2 separate regions of the Homo sapiens genome follow, and region 2 is linked to region 1. A link is an interaction called in ENCODE POLR2A ChIA-PET data of the cell type or tissue named here. Cell type or tissue: PC-9. All regions are shown on one strand. Links, peaks and the distances in the headings refer to the core of each region. The heading gives the core; the rest is flanking DNA. Region 1 overlaps ERC1 (ELKS/RAB6-interacting/CAST family member 1). Region 2 overlaps WNK1 (WNK lysine deficient protein kinase 1).

Evidence for each region. Peaks named below come from ENCODE experiments on the same cell type or tissue, not always from the same donor. Only the 100,000 strongest peaks of a DNase experiment are listed, where the experiment ranks them.
Region 2: POLR2A ChIA-PET joins it to region 1 with 10 read pairs; 1 of 35 experiments calls an interaction of 5 or more read pairs at or near these places.

What each region holds. Positions count from the first base shown.
Region 1 is chr12:1,194,610-1,199,993 of GRCh38, reverse strand. The region is part of intron 12 of ERC1 (ELKS/RAB6-interacting/CAST family member 1); the gene reads right to left. Among named protein-coding and RNA genes, the nearest start is that of ERC1, 210 kb to the right of the region's middle. In PC-9, for the core only: no CTCF peak of the experiment used is centred there; DNase peaks (open chromatin) are centred at 2,193 and 2,603; H3K27ac peaks cover 1,138 bases.
Region 2 is chr12:756,097-761,480 of GRCh38, reverse strand. All of the region lies in intron 1 of WNK1 (WNK lysine deficient protein kinase 1), which reads right to left. Among named protein-coding and RNA genes, the nearest start is that of WNK1, 6.2 kb to the right of the region's middle. In PC-9, for the core only: no CTCF peak of the experiment used is centred there; no DNase peak of the experiment used is centred there; H3K4me3 peaks cover 1,094 bases; H3K27ac peaks cover 1,049 bases.

The DNA of each region.
Region 1 (5,384 bases), core at 309-5,308:
AACACTCCCAGATTAAAAATCACTACTGGCATGATAGGAAAATGACCTCATTCATTCTTTGTGTTCCAAAAAAAAAAAAAGTTATGTAATCTGTTCATAGGATTTGGGCTAATCTTGTTGATTTTTGTTTTTAATCAAGGGTGTTCTTAGTATGCTCAGAATTTAGCCCAAATCCTATGAACAGATCACATAACTTTTTTTTTTTTTCTTTTCTGAGATGGGAGTTTCACTCTTGTTGCCCAGGCTGAAGTGCAATGGCACAGTATCAGCTCACTGCAACCTCTGCCTCCCAGGTTCAAGCAATTCTTGTGCCTCAGCCTACCAAATAGCTGGGATTACAGGTGCCTGCCACCATGCCCGGCTAATTTTTTTTTTCCTATTTTTTAGTAGAGACAGGGTTTCACCATGTTGGTCAGGCTGGTCTCGAACTCCTGACCTCAGGTGATCCACCCGCCTCAGCCTCCCAAAGTGCTGGGATTACAGGCGTGAACCACCGTGCCTGGCCATAACATTTTTTTTTTAACAAAGTCAGTTGTTTATAAATCAAAATATAACTCCCTTAAAAACAATACTATAAATACACACTAGGTTGTCTTGGTAGTCCACAAAATTAAAGTTTAATCATGATGTAAAAGCCAAGAGCTAATAGTTCCAGATGAGTGACATGGTTTGGCTCTATGTCCCCACCCAAATCTCATGTTGAACTGTGATCCCCAGTGTTGGAGGTGGGGCCTGGTGGGAAGTGACTGGATCATGACGGTGGTTTGTCCCCACCCAACTCTCATGTTGAATTGTGATCCCCAGTGTTGGAGGTGGGGCCTGGTGGGAAGTGACTGGATCATGACGGTGGTTTGTCCCCACCCAAATCTCATGTTGAATTGTGATCCCCAGTGTTGGAGGTGGGGCCTGGTGGGAAGTGACTGGGTCATGACGGTGGTTTGTCCCCACCCAAATCTCATGTTGAACTGTGATCCCCAGTGTTGGAGGTAGGGCCTGGTGGGAAGTGACTGGGTCATGACGGTGGTTTGTCCCCACCCAAATCTCATGTTGAACTGTGATCCCCAGTGTTGGAGGTGGGGCCTGGTGGGAAGTGACTGGATCATGACGGTGGTTTGTCATGGTTTAGCACCATCCCCCTAGTGCTGTCTTGTGACAGAGTTCTCACAAGATCTGGTTGTTTGAAAGTGTGTGGCACCTCCCCCTTTGCTGGCTCTCTCTCTCCTGCCGGCCATGTAAATGTGCCTGCTTCCCCTTCACCTTCTGCTATGACTGTAAGTTTCCTGAGGCTACTCCAGAAGCAGAAGCCTGTACAGCCCGCAGAAACATGAGCCAATTAAAACTATTTTCTTTATAAATTACCCAGTCTCAAGTATGTCTTTATAGCAGCATGAGAACGAACTAATACAATGAGGTATGGAAAAGATGGTTAGCAAAGAAGATAAAATTAACCACCACAAAATAGAAAAACAAAGTTACCTCCATCATAACTACTCACAAGGCTAGCCCTAAGAATTTTATGTATATACGAACAACAAAACTGATCTCCAGTTCTATCTTTCTCAGAATAATTGTAGCAGTGCAATATTTTGGTTTTCCCTCTGTATTCTGTATCTCTCTACTAGAGTTGGAGGACCTGAAATTAGTATTAATAGTTTAGGATCCAAAATTACTTATTAGCCTTCCAACCAAATAACCTCCCAAGCTACTATCATTTAATATTGGCTTCGAACATGGAAAGACCAAAGACTTAAGAGTCCAAATTTCAGGGCTGGCTGCAGTGGCTCACCTCTGTAATCGTATCACTTTGGGATGCAGAGGCAGATGGATCACTTGAGCCCAGGAGTTCGAGACCAGCCTAGGCTATCTGGCAAAAACCCATCTCTACAAAAAAAATACAAAAATTAGTTGGGCATGGTGGCATGCACCTCTAGTCTCAGCTACCCAGGAGGTTGAGGTGGGCGGATCACCTGAGCCCAAGAGGTTAAGGCTGCAGTGAGCCGTGATAGTGCCACTGCACTCCACCCTGGATGAGAGAGACCCTGCCTCAAAAAAAAAAAGCAACAAAAACAAAACAAAACAAAACAAAAAAAATAGTCCAAAGTTCAACAAGTCCTTTCTTTCTGATACTACTACATTCTGGGCACATGATAACTGGGATGACCAGCCTCTGTGGTATGTTAAGTGATACCTTCCAGTAGAGCTCAACCAGACCTTAAGGAACTAAAATTTCATCACTGGAATTTCTAGCTATTAGACAAGCTATAGATAAACGCCAATGCTAGCATAATCTATAAATGAAATGACAATAGCTTCTGTATTGATGGAGTCTTAGTCTCTTTGAGCCAGACGTATCCCTTAACTGAGTCCAGACTGAGAGAAGCATTAAAAAGCACATGTGTAGAAAAACTGGCCCCTAGCAGCAAAACAACCCACATGCCAGTTATGCAGTACCTGTCCTGTAAGTGGGCATTCCAGCATGTGGGAAAGACTCTGGCCTCAGTAAGATCCTCAAGTGAACAGACTCTGAATCATCTAGCTGTCTACAGCCTCCTCTTCTAGGAGGTGAGGTCATTAATGAAAACTGAACACCTGAAAAGGATTTCTTTTCAGGAAGGAGAGACAGACACTGGAATTGTTAGGCATGACTCTGCTACCTACTTATGTAATGCAGGACCAGTTGTTTAACCTCAAACATCTGTATAACAAAAATCTAGGCCAGGCACAATGGTTCATCCCTGTAACCCCAGCACTTTGGGAGGCCAAGGCAGGCGGATCACTTGAGGCCAGGAGTTCGAGACCATCCTGGTTAAGATGGTGAAACCCCATCTCTACTGAAAATACAAAAATTAGCTGGGCATGGTGGTGTATGCCTGTATTCCCAGCTACTCGGAAGGCTGACGCACAAGAATCGCTTGAGCCCGGGAGGTGGAGGTTGCAGTGAGCTGAGATCATACCATTGCACTCCAGCCTGGGTGACAGAGGGAAAATCTGTCTTAAAAAAAAAAAAAAAAAAAAAATATATATATATATATGTGTGTGTGTGTGTGTGTGTGTGTGTGTGTGTGTGTGTGTGTGTGTGTGTGTGTGTAGAGAGACAGAGAGAGACAGACAGACAGAGAGAGAGAGAGAGAGAGTGAGAGAGAGACAGACAGAGAGACAGACAGAGAGAGAGAGAGAGAGAGAGAGAAATAGCGTGCGCACATGCACCAGGTGTGGTGGCTCATGCCTGTAATCCCAGCACTTTGGGAGGCCAAGGGGATCACTTGAGCCCAGGAGTTCAAGACCAGCCTAGACAGCATAGTGAGGCACCAGCCCTACAAAAAAATTAAGCAGTTAGCTGGGCATGGTGGTGTGTGCCTGTGGTCCCACCTACTCAAGACACGGAGGTGGGAGGATCGCTTGAGGCTGGGAGGTCTAGGCTATAGTGAGCTGTCATCACGCCACTACACTCCAGCCTGAGCAACAGAGTGAGATTCTGTCAAAAAAAAAAAAAAAACCTACATAAGAAACCTTTCCAACACATACCCCCCCAACCCAAAAAGTCATGATGTAGACAGGGCAGCTAAAATGAACAAATATAACTAAACAAACTGCATTAAAATTTTTGGGTATCTTCCTTAGATTCAAAATACATCCCCCTTTAAAGTAGCTGCCTAGTCGGAGGCAAAAATCTGCTATATGTATTCCTCTCAAAAGACGAAAGGGTGAGATCTGTTCCAGGCATTTGGGTGGGGGATGAGGTGGAGGCAGAAACAAAGGAGAATAAAGAGGACTACAACAAAAGAAAAGTAGGACTGACACCTGAGTGGGCTGATTTGAAAAGAATGGCATAGAATAATCTATGACTGGTTTAACTATTACCTTCAAATTACCACCTTATTTTAAAAGAACCAAAATCAGCACAGTGAGGAAGTTATTCCTGATTTGGGGGAGTAATTAAAATACTAGGGAAATTATTTTTTGATTTGGAAGGTATGAGGTAGACAAAGAAACCCCAATTTGGTCAGGGCCCGTGTGTTGTCCCAGCTTTCAGCAGCATTGATCCTTATTTGACTTACCAAAAAACTTTAACTCTTTTCAAAATGATTGCTTCCATTACAAAAAAAGGGGGGGGGGGGCGGAAATAAGTACATAATTATATCCATTTGAATGCACTGGGTTGGAAGTAACGGAGAATCCTCATTCAAACTGGCTTAAACAATCAGAAATTGTCCTATCTCACATAACAAGCAGCACAGAGGCAGTTTCAGGAATAGTCCATTTCAGTTCCAACTCTGCTTTGCTGAGGTTTTGTTAACTGTCACTCTCTGGACGCTGGCTTCATCTTAGGTTGGCAGAAGTAGCTGCAGCAATTATGGGTATCACATCCCGACAAGATAATGTTCAGGAGAAAGGGGTCATCTTTCTTCTTGCAAGTCTGTCTTATAAGAAAATCATTCCCAGAAGCCTCCCTGTGGTTTTTCCTTCCAATCACTAATGCATATGTGCTCAATGCGAAACTAGTCACTAAGAAAGAGAATGCTATTATCCTGATTGGCTTTAAAAAATCTGAATCTACTTCTGGAGCTGAGGAAATAGGGAATTACACATACTTGTGGTTGTGTTAGAATGGGAAAGTAGAAAATTAAATGTTAAGGCAAAAGGGAGAAACTGAAGTTTAATGTATAAAATTAATTTTAAAAGTAGGTCTCAGATCTGCAGAGGCTGGGACTAGGGTTGGGAAGAGATTTGCTGTAAAGGGGCAAAAGGGAACTTTTGGGGATGAGGAAATGTTCTATATATCTTGATCATGGTGGTAGTCACATAAGTGTATAGATTTGTCAAAGCTCAAACAATCAGCTTAAAATGGGTGCATTTTATTGTATGTAAATTATGCCTCAAAGTTGTTGTGGTTTTTTTAGGGGCTTCTGCGGACTTCTTATAGAGCCCCTCCTTCAAATCGCTGCTCATATATCAATAACTTTATCAGACAGGTCTTTCTCGACTATCCCATAAATAATCACTTGGCTGAATTTCAAAACACACCCTGCCCCCCGCCCCCAAAAAATCTATATCCATTAAAATCCCGGTTCTTATATTCCCTCAAATCAGGAAATATAGTAAATCCACAATTCCTATTAATCTTTAGATCACACAATAATAGACTCTATTATTCTTTGGATCACTGAAAATTTCTAACTTTGATAAACCAAAGGCAACCTCTGTTATCTAAATTATATGAAAATCAGATGGTTGTCATTCTCTGAATACAAGTTTTGAATGGCATATTGAATCTAACAATCTCATACTAGAGTAAAATTGAGTATTTCTGCTGCAAACACTAAACTCTGTGAATCCATTAGTCATGGTATTAGAAAAAAGGTAACAAAGCACATTAAAAAGCA
Region 2 (5,384 bases), core at 312-5,311, 440 kb after region 1:
GTTTTTCTTAACTAACCTGAGTATGATGATTACAACAAGCAAATTTCCAAACACTCTTAAATTCAAACTGTTAAAATTCTTAAGAATTCTTACATTCCTGAGAAAATTATTTGCTTGTTATGACTAACAGCTTATCTGAGGACTCTTCTAAAAAATCATTCCAACATATTCATTTAGCATAATGTATTTAATATGGTAATTTGGCAAAGCCAAGATTCAAGTCACAACACTAAAAAGTAAATTATTTATGAAACCCCACCTGAAAAATCTAAATTAATGTAAGTGAAGGTGGAGATATTATATGATCAATTAAGTTGGCCACAAAACCACAGCTTACTGATGCTTTTCCTCTTATGTAAAAATCACAAATAACCAATCTTTTAAAAACTACATATAGACCAGGAACGGCGGCTCATGCCTGTAATCCCAGCACTTTAAGAGGCCAAGGCAGGTGGATCACCTGAGGTCAGGAGTTTGAGACCAGCCTGTCCAACACGGTGAAACTCTGTCTCTATTAAAAATACAAAAAAAAAAAAAAAATTAGCCGGGTGTGGTTGTGGGTGCCTGTAATCCCAGCTACTCTGGAGGCTGAGGCAGGAGAATCGCTTGAACACAGGAGGTGGAGGTTTCAGTGAGCCAAGATCCCAAGATCACGCCACTGCACTCCAGCCTGGGCGACAGAGCAAGACCCCATCAAAAACAACAACAATAAAAAAAAAACTACATATAAAATTAAGCCTGCTACCTGTCAAAGGCATAATCATCTTCCAAATAAAATATTAAGAGCTTCTGACAATGTTTCTTCAAACTGAAAAGCTCCCCTGTTAAGATTTGAGAAATTAAGTTGACAAAGCAAAAAGCTCCTAAAATCCAACTAAGTTTAATATATTCCATTTGTAATAGGTGACAATTTATAGCCTTCTAAATGAATATTTAAGTATTCTGTTATATTTTATATAACACTTAACATTTTTCAAAGTACATTCACATAGTATTTCAGTGGATCTTCAACAATCCTAAATCAGTAAGACATATTGCTAATAAATGAGCATTATAGATTAAGTTCCTTACTCAAAGCTCAGAAAATTGGGTAATCTAGAACTCAAGGGTTCTGCCTTGGTGCTCCTTTTCATTGTATAGTATTCTATTACACCATAGTGAACTTTCCAAAGACTAATGGATTAGACAAAATATATAAACAATTTCAATATGATAAATAAATACTATAAGAATTATATATGAGATCCACCAAAAGAAAATATGCTTTCTAGATACATGCAAAGATGAGACAAGGATCTTAGCAGATTCTGAAAATAAGCAGTTCAGAAAGATTGGCATTTGGGTGATGGGTCACAAAATTAAAATGTTAGGCAAAGGCCAGGTAGAGCTAAGGAATTTAAAAGCACCAGTAACATAAAGATCAATACCTGCTTTCCTCCTCCTCCAAGAACAGTAGTTAAGTTTTGCTATATGATTTTTCAAGCATAAATATAAACAAACAAAATCTTCACAGATTCCCTCAAAAGGACAACCTAAAAAAGATGCTGCATCATCACAGTTAATATTTATGTGGCAGGCCCTATCCTACATGTTTTATATATGTTCATTCATTTAATCAGCACAACTCTATAAAATGGGTACTCTTTTTTACACCCATTTTACAGACAGGAAACTGTAGCACAAAACTTGCTCAAGGTGACACAATTATGTAGCTGAGCCTTGATTTGAGCCCAGGCAATCTAGTTCTTAACTACTATGTTACAAGGCAGAAAAATGGCCTCTTCAAACATAAACTGAGGTCATGCTAAGTCTCACCTATTCCTGCAGACCAGGTTTTAAAACAAAACAAAACGGCTGAGCATGGTGGCTCAAGCCTGTAATCCCAGGACTTTGGGAGGCCAAGGCGGGCAGATCACGAGGTCAGGTGTTCAAGACCAGCCTGGCCAACATGGTGAAACCCCATCTCTACTAAAAATACAAAAATTAGCCGGGCGTGGTGGCGCTCGCCTGTAATCCCAGCTACTCAGGGGGCTGAGGCAGGAGCATTGCTGGAACCCGGGAGGTGGAGGTTGCAGTGAGCCGAGATCGCGCCACTGTACTCCAGCCTGGGCGACAGAGTGAGACTCTGTCTCAAAAACAAAAAAACAAAAAACTCAAACAAAATGCAAGTTACTAAATATATAATTTAAATTATCAATATAATTTAAAGAACTGGTATAGCAAAGGTGTACTAACGGTAATTATGAATTATTTCATAGTATGCTAAATATTTTCAGAAATGATAATTGAGTACAGCTACTCTTGCTGCTTTTACAGCTTTATCTAAAAAAATGTAAAAACTACCAGAAAACCCAAATAACAGGTTTAGGATGATTTCTGAAAATGAGAGCCCAGTTTTAGTTGAATGTTTCCATAGGGATGAACTAAGATGAATTTTATTTATATTTATATACATATATTTTTTATTTTTTGAAATTCTTTGATAAGCTGCTGGTGGAATAAGATAAATTTTAAATGACTAGGCTCTTGCATCAGAATTTGAATGTCAAGAAATGAATTGTCACAAAGCAACAATAGATTCCTGGTTTGTTTTACACAAAAACAACCTCTTTCCAGGTTTTTAGATTACTTCTCAGACTGTGTTACTACGGGTCAGAAAAAAGGTAAGAGAAAAAAATTTGCCAATACTCCTAATCGGTGACTTTGAGGATTTAAGAACAAACTCCAAAAACTATTCCCTGAGACGGAAAGTTACGCTGATTCTCATCCTAAAAAATAAGGAATGTGGCACAAATTTAAAAGATAAGAGGGAAAAAATCACCAACATTCAAATAGAGAGATTCAGTTCAATTAGATATTTTAAGAACTATAGCAGACCATCCTGGCTAACAAGGTGAAACCCCGTCTCTACTAAAAATACAAAAAATTAGCCGGGCACGGTGGCGGGCGCCTGTAGTCCCAGCTACTCGGGAGGCTGAGGCAGGAGAATGGCGTGAACCCAGGAAGTGGAGCTTGCAGTGAGCCGAGATTGCGCCACTGCAGTCCGCAGTCCGGCCTGGGCGACAGAGCGAGACTCCGTCTCAAAAAAAAAAAAAAAAAAAAAAAAAGAACTATAGCAAAGAAATAAATGATGGTTTCTTAATCACAGAACCACATCCCATTTCTGTAACACTGCTATACTATTCACAAAATATTAATGTCATGTACTCATGACACACAGTCTTAATAAAAGACAGAGAAAAATAAGCAGTTAAGTATATTGGAGCTTCAACAAAAATATGATTTAACCTCTCTTTTCAGGTAGATGTGGAAACAATCTCATCAACATATAACGCATCATGTGAACTCTTCAGAGGCAACTTGGGAAGGTGCTTAAAATAAATCATTCTTAAATCTGTGCATCAATGTTTTCTTTTTCTTTCTTTCTTTTTTTTTTTTTTTTTTTAGAGACAGAGTCTCACCCTGTCACCCAGGCTGGAGTGCAGTGGTGCGATCTCGACTCACTGCAACCTCTGCCTCCCGGGTTCAAACAATTCTCCTGCCTCAGCCTCTCGAGTAGCTGGGATTACAGGCGTGCGGACCACGCCCAGCTAATTTTTGTATTTTTAGTAGAGATGGGGTTTCGCCATGTTGGCCAGGCTGTTCTCGAACTCCTGACCGCGTGATCCACCCGCCTCGGCCTCCCAAAGTGCTGGGATTACAGGCGTGAGCCACCGCACCCGGCTCCATCAATGTTTTCTTAAAGGAAATTATGCTATCTTTTTTGAAAAACCAGATCCCTTTCTAGAAAAGCAATGTAAACTCTGCAGATAGAGCCCAACAGTAATATTTTCTGACCAAGACAACCAAATATTAAAATTAAGGTGCACTACTTGTCTAATAAAACCAGTTAAAGAAATCTGCATCTTAAACATCTCGGTAATTACTGAAGGTCCTGTGGTATCAAAATATTACCTAGGCATTATTTACTAAGAATTGATGCTTGTAATTAGCTGGGTGTGGTGGGGTGCGCCTGTACTCCCAGCTACTTGGGAGGCTGAGGCAGGAGAATCGCTTGAACCCAGGAGGCGGAGGTTGCAGTGAGCTCAGATTGCGCCACTGCACTCTAGCCTGGAGATAGAGCAAGACTCCGTCTCTTTTTTTTTTTAAAAAAAAAAAAAAAAAAAAAAAAGAATTGATGCTTGTTTTACTAAAGAGCAATGCATAGCATGACTCTAAAAAAATTAGCATGACAGAAAATAGCTTGATTTGTATACCATATTGACCCATCCACAAAAGCCTATTTATATCTCAATTTGAAGTGATAAAAATCAACACCCAAAACAGAAGCCTGAAATTTGCCATGGGTATAAGGACCGGGTTTCTCCAGAAATCCAACAGCCACTTCCACACCAACACAATATTGCTTCATTTGAAATGACTTATTAGCCATCTACTGGACTACAAATGCTTTGTCATCTCCCAAATTATTAGATCCTAACTAGCTTTTGTTCTTCATCTACCTAATCAAGTTATTTACCTGCTCTATGATTTCAGGTTCCTTATTTGTCAAATAAATAGCTGGGCAGAATAACCTAAGATTTCTCCCAGTTTCAATACACTAAGATTTTTAACTCAACAACTTAACTCAATATTCTCCTGTCTTGCTTCAGAAATATATGTATATTAAAAGGATAGATTTAGCGAAAAAGTTTCTATCTTTCCAGTGCTTTAGTAATCCCTTGGCTTGTCCTTTAATTTGGCTCCAAAGATAAAAGTTCAAACACTGACCCACTGAATATTTTATTAGGCATGTAGTGCAAGTGTCCTGGTCAAAAAACCAAAAATACTGCCTAACTACTGCTATAAAGGATTTTTCAGGTAAGATAATCTTTTCAAAATCAAAACAAAAAATTACAGAAGCACAGACAAATAACATGGAAGTTTCTAAACCAGGTACCACTTAATAAGCTAGGATTCATCTAGTTCTGCAGCCAAATCCTGAAATGACTCAAAAATAATATGCGATGTAAGATTTTCTTTAGTTTGGTAATGCCCATGCCTAGATAGAGAATTAAAAATCCAAAAAGTTACGAGTTCTAAGAAAACCTGAGAAGCTTGGACAAAGTTTTTATCGTGACATTAGACAAATTAAGTTTTTTTCACTGTATTATCAGTTCCAAGATAATAAAGTATCAGAAAATTCCAGGTGATAAAAGGAAAACACACATCACATGCTAAGAAGTCTCAGAAGTGAAATAATTAAAACTAACAAAATTAATTCATAAAGTGCTCAACAAGTAATTGGGTCCAGTCTTAAAAAAGTAAGGTAACCGGTTAAGGAAAACAAAATTGTTAAAAAGCACCTATTCAAATATAAAACTATAATGGAAGAATAAAATTCC